2 separate regions of the Homo sapiens genome follow, and region 1 is linked to region 2. A link is a loop called in an ENCODE intact Hi-C map of the cell type or tissue named here. Cell type or tissue: PC-3. All regions are shown on one strand. Links, peaks and the distances in the headings refer to the core of each region. The heading gives the core; the rest is flanking DNA. Region 1 overlaps MAML2 (mastermind like transcriptional coactivator 2). Region 2 overlaps MAML2 (mastermind like transcriptional coactivator 2).

What was found. Hi-C counts contacts between places; a loop is a spot of excess contacts. Peaks named below come from ENCODE experiments on the same cell type or tissue, not always from the same donor. Only the 100,000 strongest peaks of a DNase experiment are listed, where the experiment ranks them.
Region 1: a loop joins it to region 2, with 2.1 times the contacts of the local background. A loop is called at or near these places in 18 of 110 quality-filtered maps.

What each region holds. Positions count from the first base shown.
Region 1 is chr11:96,311,192-96,316,575 of GRCh38, reverse strand. The region is part of intron 1 of MAML2 (mastermind like transcriptional coactivator 2); the gene reads left to right. Among named protein-coding and RNA genes, the nearest start is that of MIR1260B, 28 kb to the left of the region's middle. In PC-3, for the core only: no CTCF peak of the experiment used is centred there; DNase peaks (open chromatin) are centred at 1,765 and 2,075; H3K4me3 peaks cover 1,321 bases; H3K27ac peaks cover 4,686 bases.
Region 2 is chr11:96,257,526-96,262,909 of GRCh38, reverse strand. The region is part of intron 1 of MAML2 (mastermind like transcriptional coactivator 2); the gene reads left to right. Among named protein-coding and RNA genes, the nearest start is that of MIR1260B, 81 kb to the left of the region's middle. RefSeq lists enhancers at 4,065-4,114, 4,155-4,244. In PC-3, for the core only: no CTCF peak of the experiment used is centred there; a DNase peak (open chromatin) is centred at 3,209; H3K4me3 peaks cover 1,062 bases; H3K27ac peaks cover 2,756 bases.

The DNA of each region.
Region 1 (5,384 bases), core at 99-5,098, 54 kb before region 2:
AATTCTCCAAATGAGCCCAGATCTTTCTCCCCAGAGGGCCTTTTATTATGTTATTTCTCCAACTCATCACCTGGCTGCCTCCCACTTAATTTTTAGATCTCAACATGAATGGTAGCCTTATTGAACATCCCTCCTAAAGAGATTACTCTTCTGTTATTCTGTATCTTAGCCCCTTCTTTGTTTTATTTATAGCATTTGTTACAACCTGCATTTTCTGTGTTTATTTATGTATTGGTTCCCATTCTGGTCTATCACTCCCTTTAGAGTAGAAACTCCATTTTATTGCCTTTTTCATTTGTGTATCTGCAGTACCCACCAGAGTGCTTGGGTATACTGGTTGCTTCTTGAATGGGCAAGCAAGTACCCTGACTTATTCTATTCCAGAAGATAGGGTATAAAGGAACAGCAGGAATAGGTGCTTCTGTTTTCCCTAACAAATCCATCCCTCTAGAATATTAAGTGGAAGGATATTACAAGAGTATGCAACAAGTGACCCACTTACCCAGATTGAAACTCAAGGAACTGAACCAGAGATCCCCTCATTCTGTTTTTCAGAAAAGTCACAGGCTTACATATTGCTGAATGATGGCAAGGCTATGTCCACATGATAGAAAAACTGTATATCCCAGTTGACTGGTGCTTTTGGCTACCTTAATGGCTTCAGTCTACCTGCCGATCTGACCATTGGGAAAAAATTAGTTGTGAAGTTGCATTATGTAAAACTGAAGCTTGTGTAGTCAAGACCAGGGTTTCCCTATAGTTCCTCACAGCCAGCTCCTCTGTGCAGGGACTGGATGCATAGCCTGGCTCAGAGAGGATGGTAGGAGGCTTTGAGCCAAGTATCCTCAGGGACAACTAGATTGCTCTCTTCTCTGTTGGGCCTTCTGGGTACCACGCATGATGAGATTGAGTCATTCTGACCTGTCAGAGTGGGTGAGTGAATGCTATATGAAGATAAACCAAGACCATTAGAACCCTTTGAATCCAGAGGCACAAAAATGTAAAAAGCTCTATGAAAAAAACAGGAGTCTGGAAACTGTTAACAAGATCCTAGGACTAGTTTAAATTTTAAAGTGTGAAAGAGATAGCATTGGAATAAATAAAATGTACTTCTACTTTATACGGTAAGTGGAGATAAGCATATAGGAAAATCAGCCCAAGAGGTAGTAGCTTGAATGAAAATATAAGTATGAAATAAATTAGATACAATATAAATATATTTTACAGGAAACCAAAATGGATTATTTAGGGAATGTTTAGAGTTATCATTTCCAGCCTTTAAGGTTAACAAGAGGACAACTATGTCCTTCCACAAATTATCCATTGGCACCGTTTTGTCCTCATTTTTTCAATACCATTCCCCACCTTCCATCTACATTAGGACCATGAATTGGGATCAGACATTGTCAAGTATCCCCTGGAAGGCAAAATATGTCTGATGGAGAACCTCCTCTTTAATATACTCTTTAGAACTAAGGAAAACAGCCCAGGTTGTTGAAATCAGATTAGGAAACTCATACTATCTATCTCAGAAGCTTTCTAGTGCCTACTGTAACTAAATGGAACCTCTAGGGTTGGCACTTTGTTGTTTGGAGTAGGACAAATGTTTGGCCTTTTAAATTGTGGAGTAAGAATACAATTCCTCACTGGTGGCTGCAACACCAGCTTCCCGTTCAGAATGCTGACTTTGTCTGTCCTCTGGCCTAGAGTCTGGATTGCAGGGGGCTGGGATGGAGCCATGCCTGCCCCTGCCACTCCCATAACTACTTCCCCTCTGGACCCATTTGAAGGAAGGCTGTTTCTGTGCCAAACATTTATATTGGGTACAAAATGAGTCTATATTATCTTCTAGACAGAATAATGGAACAGTAGTTGACTCAGGGCTAGAATTTGGGAGGCATCTTGGAAAAGGGGAAAAAAAGTTAAGCTGCCTATTTTCCCGTTTCCCTGTGTTTTAGGTTATCTTAGCAGAAGGAGTTGAAACAAAGAGAAGGAGGTGGCAATGCCACCGTGTAAAATGCTTATTATACCTCTTAGATACGTGCAGCACTGGTCACCAACCCACAGGAAGGATGTTGTTATTGTCTGGGAGTGGGTGAGGCCTCATGAAAAATATCTGTGGTATGAGGAAATGTTAAACAAGCTGGTCTTGTTCTTACTAGGAAAGAGGGGATATCAAGAGGACTTAAAATGATTCCAAACTACCACTCAGAGTTAAAGGTGTTGTCTTTGAAATAATCCAAAAAGACCATCTGTAGCAGGCCCTAGCAGGCCACAGGTTTATAAACAGCAGCTGGCTGGCCTAGCTCAGGGGGCACAGGCCAAGAGGCCACCTGTGACTCTTGTCCCGTTTTGGTATTGGTTTTCTGTCTTTAAATCACATCACCCAGGGCTCAAGTTAAGCAAAATCTTCTCTGCAGAACTAGCCTTAGGAGACCTTAGAAAGTTCCCTTTCTTGAAAAATGCTACTTCAGTTTGCCTGAAATTTTTTCCTTTCCTTTTTCATATCCCTGCCCTCTCCCAAAGACCCTATGGGGAGAAGAAGACAAACAAATTTAGAAAGCAGAAACACCAGATGAATTACTGTGCTCCTACTCAAGCTACTTCACGGGATGTATCAGGGTACTTAAATCACCTGATTCACCTGGCATCAGAACCACCTGGAGTGCTTGATAAACTGCAGATTCTAGGGTCTTATTTCAAATGTCGAAAAATCCAAATTTCTGCTGTAAAACCCTAATATCTGCATTTTTAATCAAGTATGAGGACCTTCATGAGGATGGGTATATTTGTCTTTTTATTCACAAATGTATCCCAAAACACTAGATCACTTCCTAAAAACACCTTAAAAATATATGGTTCTCTGTAAATATTTATTGATGAGTGAACAAACCAAAGCCTTGTAGGATTGGCTTAGTAGGATTTGTTTTTGTTTCTTTTACTAAATTATAGCAGAAAACAGTGACAGGAAAGAGGAGTCTTTAATGGGAGAAAGGCAGGCTATAAAGAGGAAGGAAAAAGTCAGTTTGAAGAATGGGGCAATTTTGGGGAGGCTGGGCGAGGTGGGGAACAATAATGAAGACTGTGTGACCAAGAACAAGTGGTGGGATTTGGCATGGTGGGAAAGGAGTGTGAAAAAAGGGAAATGCAATGAGGCAGTGGCTAGAGCAAAGGTTCCGAAATTCCAGTGAGCCTCAGAATGGCCCGGAGAGCTGCTTACATTGCACCTTGGCGTCCACCCCAGTTCTGAGATGGGGATGAAGGATTTGCATTTCTAACAGCTGCTCAGGTGGATGCCGATGCCTCGGGATTTGTGAACCTCTTAGAGTTAGACTATTGGTCTCAGAAGTTAGATAGATCAGGTTGTGAGCCCCAGCTCTACCCCTTGCTAATTGTGGGATCTTAGCAATCTATTTAACCTCCGCACCTCAGTTTCCTTCACATGTGCAAGAGGGATAATGACGATTAGATGGTTGTGAGACTGAGTTGATGCACATAAAATACTTAGCATAGTAGCCAGCACATTCAAGTACTCACTATCTTAAAGATTATTATTTTGTCTGGCGCTAACACTGCACTTTTTGGGGAAAGTAGAAAATATAGTTGTCTTCCCAATGAAAGAGAACATATTGCTTCCTATAACTAGCATAACATTTAATAAAGAGATGGACTAGTTCAGATTCCAATACAACTAAGCTATTTATTTCTGTGTCACAGTACAGTTCCTAACTAACTGAAATTAGTTCCTGATAAGAAACTAAAGCTATTTTTCACAACAGGTAAGTCGATGGCCTGCCTGGAGATAGACGGTGTGATGGCTGCACAGCAATGTGAATGTGCTTAATGCCACAGACTTGTACACTTACAAATGATTAAAATGGTAAATTTTATGTAATGAATGTTCCACCACAATAAAAAAAAATAGTGGATAGCCTGAATATTACTTTCTGTGCTCTGCCTCATACTTCCTAGAGGGAAATTCAGTTTAGCATATTGTCAAACAACTATTGTTCAAATTTGCTTACTTAAAGAGTGACTAAATTTCAAAACATACATTGTACATCTCCTGGGATGAGCTCTCGGGGCTTCCTACTGTCCATTCAGACTCAGATGAATCCATTGTAATGATGAATCCAATGATATTTTCAGTTCCCTAATGTTGAATTACAATCACTTCTCACACACAAAAGCCCACCTATCTGGATTCTCATTGGGTGATTAAAGAAGAAAATGCCCTTTAGGACTTGGCCTGAGACAGCCTGTTTTGGCTTTGGAGTTTTCCTTTGTGAGATGATAAACTTGATTGAGAAAGGCAGGGCATTTGCTCATTCTTTTTTTTTTTTTTTTTTTTTTTTTGAGATAGAGTCTTGCTCTGTCGCCCAGGCTGGAGTGCAGGTGGCACAATCTCAGCTCACTACAACCTCCACCTCCTGGGTTCAAATGATTCTCCCACTTCAGTCTCCCAAGTAGCTGAGATTACAGGCCCCTGCTATCATGCCCGGTTAATTTTTGTGTTTTTGTAGAGACAGGGTTTCACCATGTTGGCCAGGCTGGTTTTGAACCTGCCTCGGCCTCCCAAAGTGCTGGGATTACAGGTGTGAGCCACCAAGCCTGGCCGGTGTTTGCTCATTCTAGCTACATAGATCTTTATCAGTGGCTATAGCTTTATTATTGTTACATGCTACACTGGCAAAGAAGGATATCTTTGCTCTTAGAATCAAATAGTACACACCATTGGAAAAAAGCCTTCCTCATCAAAGTCACAAAAAGGATCTTGAAAAAATTATTTAGAAAAGCAAATGTAGACAACTTTTGATTGCCTAACTCTCAGTGAAACTTAACCATCATAGAGGTATTCTCCCTATTATAACAAAGTTAGATTCCAAAAGCTTGTAAGTAAGCTGTGTATAACTTGGACATATGTTTTCCTATAGCACCATTTCTGCATGTAAGACTGTGTTTCGAACCTCAGCTTGGAGCTTGGACAATCAAGAAGAGGTGTCTTTGCTGGCCTCAGCTATGAGAATCCTATCTAGGTACCGCCATCTCTAGCTATCTGTAGCACCAACCCTCTGCTACTACTGCTGCCTTCTCCCGTGGGATGAATGTGGTGAATTGTGCATTCATATTTCAGGAATGATTAACATTCAAGGTTGGAGATATTCCAGAATCACAATTTGATTTTATAAGATGCTTTGCAGAAATATCTTAGATAATCTAAGGATTCCTAATGGCTTATACAAAAGAACTAAAGTGAGTGTGACTATCCAGCTTCTTCTATTTCTTCCTACTCTTTCACTTCTTTTGTTCCCTTCATGATTCTGCTGCATGCCAGGAATGGACTCACATGACTTCTCAAACTCCTAGCCAATGTAAACATAGTG
Region 2 (5,384 bases), core at 167-5,166:
TTTATTAATGGATGATAGGATTGAAAATAAGCCAGAAGGTGCAGAAAGCTGAGATTATAGTAAAGCAGGCAAATATGGCACTTGCCATGTTTATCTACAAGCTTGCCATTCTTTGGGCAGTAAATGAAACAGAGCATTAAAACAAGGATTTAAAAAATGGATTAAATTATCCCAGCACTTTGGAAGGCTGAGGTGGGCGGATCATGAGGTCAGGAGATCCAGACCATCCTGGCTAACATGGTAAAACCCCATCTCTACTACAAATACAAAAAACATTAGCCAGGCGTGGTGGCGGGTGCCTGTAGTCCCAGCTACTCGGGAGGCTGAGGCAGGAGAATGGCATCAACCTGGGAGGCGGAGGTTGCAGTGAGCTGAGATTGCGCCACTGCACTCCAGCCCGGGCAACAGAGCGAGACTCCATCTCAAAAAAGAAAAAAAAAAAGATTAAATTTTAAAAATAAGAACAAATGGTGACTGGAGGGAAAAACAAGAGGAAAGAAAACGAGCAGTAATCAAAATCTTGGGAGAATTATTTTCAGTTTGATTTTGTGAATTTTATTTATACAATAAATAATAATGCTAACTGAGGGTCAAATTAATCTATGAGAATGTTATAAATGACCTTAAATCAGCACATTTGGAGAAGTAAAAAACTGAATCTGTGACTGAACTCTGTCTTCATTTATCATAAAAACCGTACACAATTTTTAATCTTCCAATGTCTCAGTGACACCTATTTCCAGATTAGTGGTCCTCGAACTTTAGTACATGTCAGAATGTCCCAGAATGCTTGTGAAAAATACGGATTTCTGGGTTCCATCCTCAAATACTCAAGTTCAGTAGATGTTGGTTGGGACCCAGAAAGATGCAAGGACTTCAGGACATCTTTTAAAAACATTAATATGGAGAATAATGAGCCAGGAGGGAAATAACTCTTTGAGTCAGAGAATGCCACTGATTTTAGGAATTCTGACCGTATCAAATACAAATTTTAGAATTTAAATATTTGTTCATGGTGATATATTAGAAATCTAACATAACACATATTGGTGAAAAAATAATTATAAAATTGTCTGCAGTTAGGTAACTTGGTTGTTTATAATCAAACTGTTTAGACAATAACATTGAAATAGTTACTGAATTGAACACTTCCTTATTTTATAGACGAATAATATGGAGCTCAGGTAGTCAAAGTAATTTGCACAATATCATGTCACTAGCTAGGGACCAGGCAAGATATTTGCTCTTTCCATTCATTATGTTGTGTTCCTTTCAAAAGTCTCTATAAGTCTCCAATATTATCAGAAGGACTTGGGGTAAGCCAAGAACCCCATTAGACGATACCTTCGGCTCATGTAGGAAAATAAGGTTATAGGCTTGTATAAACATAAATATACTTAACAAAAGCAATTCTACGGTTATAGCTATAGAATACACCTTGTCTTTCCTCTCAATAAATGTCATGAACCACTGGATGGAGTGTCTTAGTTTGTTTTCTTTTGCTTATAACAAAACACCCAAAACTGGGTAATTTATAAAGAAAAGGAATTTATTTCTTACAGTTATGGAGGCTGAGAGGTCCAAGGTTGAGGGGCTGCATCTGTTGATAGCCTTCTTGGTGGTGGGGATTCTGTGGCACAGGGCATCACGTGGCGGAGGGGGCTGAGCGTGCTAATGTGCTAGCTCAGGTCTCTCTTCCTTTTATAAAGTCTCCAGTTCCCCTCCCATCATAACCCATTAATCCGTGAATGGATTAATCCATTTATGAGGACAGAGCCTTCATGATCCAATCACCTCTTAAAGTTACCACCTGTCAATACTGCCAGATTGGAGATTAAGTTCCAACATGCGTTTTGGAGGGGTCATTCAAACCATAGCATAGAGTAATGATGGTAAGTTGTTTCAGGCATAAAATTTGAAATAAATTATGAGGCTCCATGATATGCTATATTGGTTTTACCTTCAGAAGAATATTTAGTTTCACTCAGGTTTTTCAAAGCTACGCTGTCCCCCAAAAAACGAAACAAAACAAAAAAACAACCTTTTTAAGAGTTGATGGCTACTCATTTGATCTGCCTCCTCTGCTGAATCAATTAGGAATTTTTTTTTTTTTTGCCTGCAAATAACAGAAAACTGACTAACAGTGTAAGAAATAAAGTGATTACAAATAGGGATTTTTCCTCCCACACACACTACAATATTTCTGGATATAAGGTCATTATGGGTATTAGTTTAGTGACTCAAATAATATCACTGCTCAGGGTCAGTTTGTCTGTGATTCTCTATGCCTTTCTCTCATAGTCTTAAACTGCAGGTATCACATTGGCAGACTGGAGGGAGGAGTGAGGGCAGCCCTGGTGTTCCTCTTATCAGAAAAGCTGAAAGTGTCCCAAAAGCACACCCCTCTCCTATCAGATGTCCATCTTATTGGCCGGAACTATGCTGCACCTCCATTCCAAGAACAAGAGACACTGAAGAAAAAAATGTATTGCTTTAGCTTCTAAAAAGGAGACGGCCAAGGGATAAGACAGTTGAGAAGGGTGTGGCATGACAGAGTGTCTGCTGCTCTCTTGGTTTTAGAAGGAACTCCTGTTATTCCAGTGTCACCTGAGTACAGACTGGGTCTCATGGGGCCACTCCAGATTCAGACATTCTTCTTTTTTCTTCTGCTCTACCACCATCCTTCTAGAGTCTGCCAGTTTGCTTCCCCCCACCCCATCCCCCAACACCACACAGAGTGACTCCACTCCCACACACACAGGCATTCACACAGTCCAACCTTCATTTTTAGGAAGTCCTGGAACTGACTGGCCTTTAGGAAGGTGGCACAGGTGTTCCGAGGATTATAAAATGTTTTATTGAATAAGTTTTCTCTGTGGATGTCCAGGAACCTTTCCTCCCAGCCTGTTTGAAAGAATAATGATTAAATTAGAACAGGACATACTGATGTTTAAAAAAAAAAAAAAAATCACAAGTCAGTATCTTGAAAGTATATCCCAAGGCTTTTTTTAAGGTAACCTTTATACTGAACCATAAAAAGATTAAAGACACCTTCCTCTAGAATCAGGCCCTGTCATTCACATTGAGATTGTTCAGAAAAAGAAGAGTTGACACCTTTACTGAAAGGAGTCAAGGTCTTGCAAGCAGGAAACTGGTTTTATGACAATTCCCTGCCTTGCTAGGTAAGCTGGTCCACATCGAGATGACTCTCTCCTTGACTTCTGACTTACTTTGTGTTTGTTGGAGGAATCCTATGAGTCATATTTAGCCTTTCCAGCCTGATTGAGTTTGAAGGAGCCACTGGATTATTGCATACAATGGATTTTGCAAAGAGTTTTCTCCAGCATACCCACAGGAGAAAGGCAAGTCGGTTCATAAATGGAAATTCTAGACAAACAACTAAGCTAAAGACACCTCTCTGTATAAATGCTTCCAGATGGAGACAAGTTTTTCACTTCACTCTCCACAGTTTTCACTTTAAAGGGTTATTGAGATGGAAGCATTGGAGCGAAGCACATTAGAATCACTTGCCCCACCTTGCCTTCTGAGGAAGAATGACTTACGGTTGCAAGGGGAAAATGCTGGCTAAAAAATAAATCTTGGTCTGTTCCCCATAGTCTATCAACACATGCTTTTCAGAAGAAGAAAAAGAAAAAAAACATCTGGAAAGAATAGGACTGAGTTGGTAGAACATCTTGAAGGGGGCTGGCCTTCACTTAGAAAATTGAAAAGACATGCAGATAAGCCATTAGGAAGAAGAGTCTGTGGTTGTTAAGCAGAGTTACCTAAAGAAGGAACTTCAAGATACAAGTTTAAAGCAACACTCTGTAATTATTTGTATTATAGTATAAGGTTGTTAAGTTTGTCTTCACCCTTTGAAAGAGTTCTGAACAGAGTTAGTGTTTTCGTAAAAAATCTCAGGGCCTACAAAAAATGCCATTTGGCCTCCACAATAAGTTGCTCCCACCCAGAAAGTCCTCTCCCTTCTACAGCTTCCTGTATAAAAGGCTGGGATACCAACATCTGCCTGAAGCAAAAACACATGTATTTTAACCAAATAAATAAAAAGGAACAAAAGTCTGAGTACATCATGCTGCTCATAGTCTTACTGGCTGACTCCCATTGGCTCTCTCACTGTTGTTATAATTTCGTTTATGCCCTAGGCAGATGGGCCTCTCTGCTCATAGGTGATTTAGAATCTGCTGATAGTGGCTGGAATGAAGCATGGAGGATCTGGCAACTTCTAAGCACACTGGCTTAGACCACTGTATTCTTGGGCTTTGATGTTTACTCCATATATGATTCCCATCAATGGTGATACCTGGGCCATTGTCCAGTGGGTGAATGTGATTTTCTTCTTTGGAGAAGCCCATTGCAAATCACAGCTAATAGGGACCCTAATGAGGACGTTCACCTCCCAGCTCCTCTGTGCCAGGGCAGTGGATAACAACAGGATGTGGGTTTTAAACACATGTAAGCTTCTTCAAGCTGCCTCTTTCAGTTTCATTCTTTTTTTAAGGCACTAGAAAATATAATCCACATACTTGAAACAAACATTTTTTCTTGCTGCTAATGTTTTTTGTCGTAGTTTTCTCCCATGTCAGGAGTGGATTCCACTCTGATTAGTACCAAGATATATTAATTGGTACAATATGTAAATGAAAACATGGGATATTTACAAGGTAGGCAGAAGATGATATATGCTTATAAGTTTCACTTTCAGTAAATATGAAAATGTATTTTATTCATCCTCCATGGTTGTTGTTAAAGCCACTCTGCTATACCTTGGACTTAGCAAATGATTTTGATGAATAGGACCAAAAGATGTCAAGAGCCACAAACCTATCACGGTAAAAATTAAAGGCATTTAGTTCCAAATTAATTTATTTAAAAAGAAGTTGTAATATTTGAACAGGCCATAAAATTAGGATCAAGTAAGCAAATCTGTAGGCATTTTATCAGAGACAGGAGCAATGAGAGACTGCAGGAAATAGAAGGGAATCAGACTTTTATTCTTTATAAAGTTGTTATTCCAGTCCTCACCATCCCCTTTGCTCCTCTTCCCAATTCATTATTTTCCTTTCTGTTACTAGTAAGTCCTTCTCGTCTCTCCTCTTCTTCCCATCACCCCCAGGATACACAGTAAAGAGAGAATACCAGAAATGGGCAGCACTGGTGAGCAAAGAAATATTATAGAGGTTTTTTTTTCATTCCAAGTTTTAAGTTGTCCTTGTGCATGAAATATGCACATGATAAAAAGGGGGTTGCCATCAATGCATATTGTCTTGAAAAGCCAAGGGCTCTTTTTCGGTTTTTCTCTATAATGAAGACTGTTAGACTGTGGACTCTATAATTATGCTCACTGAACAAATACCTTGAAAGGG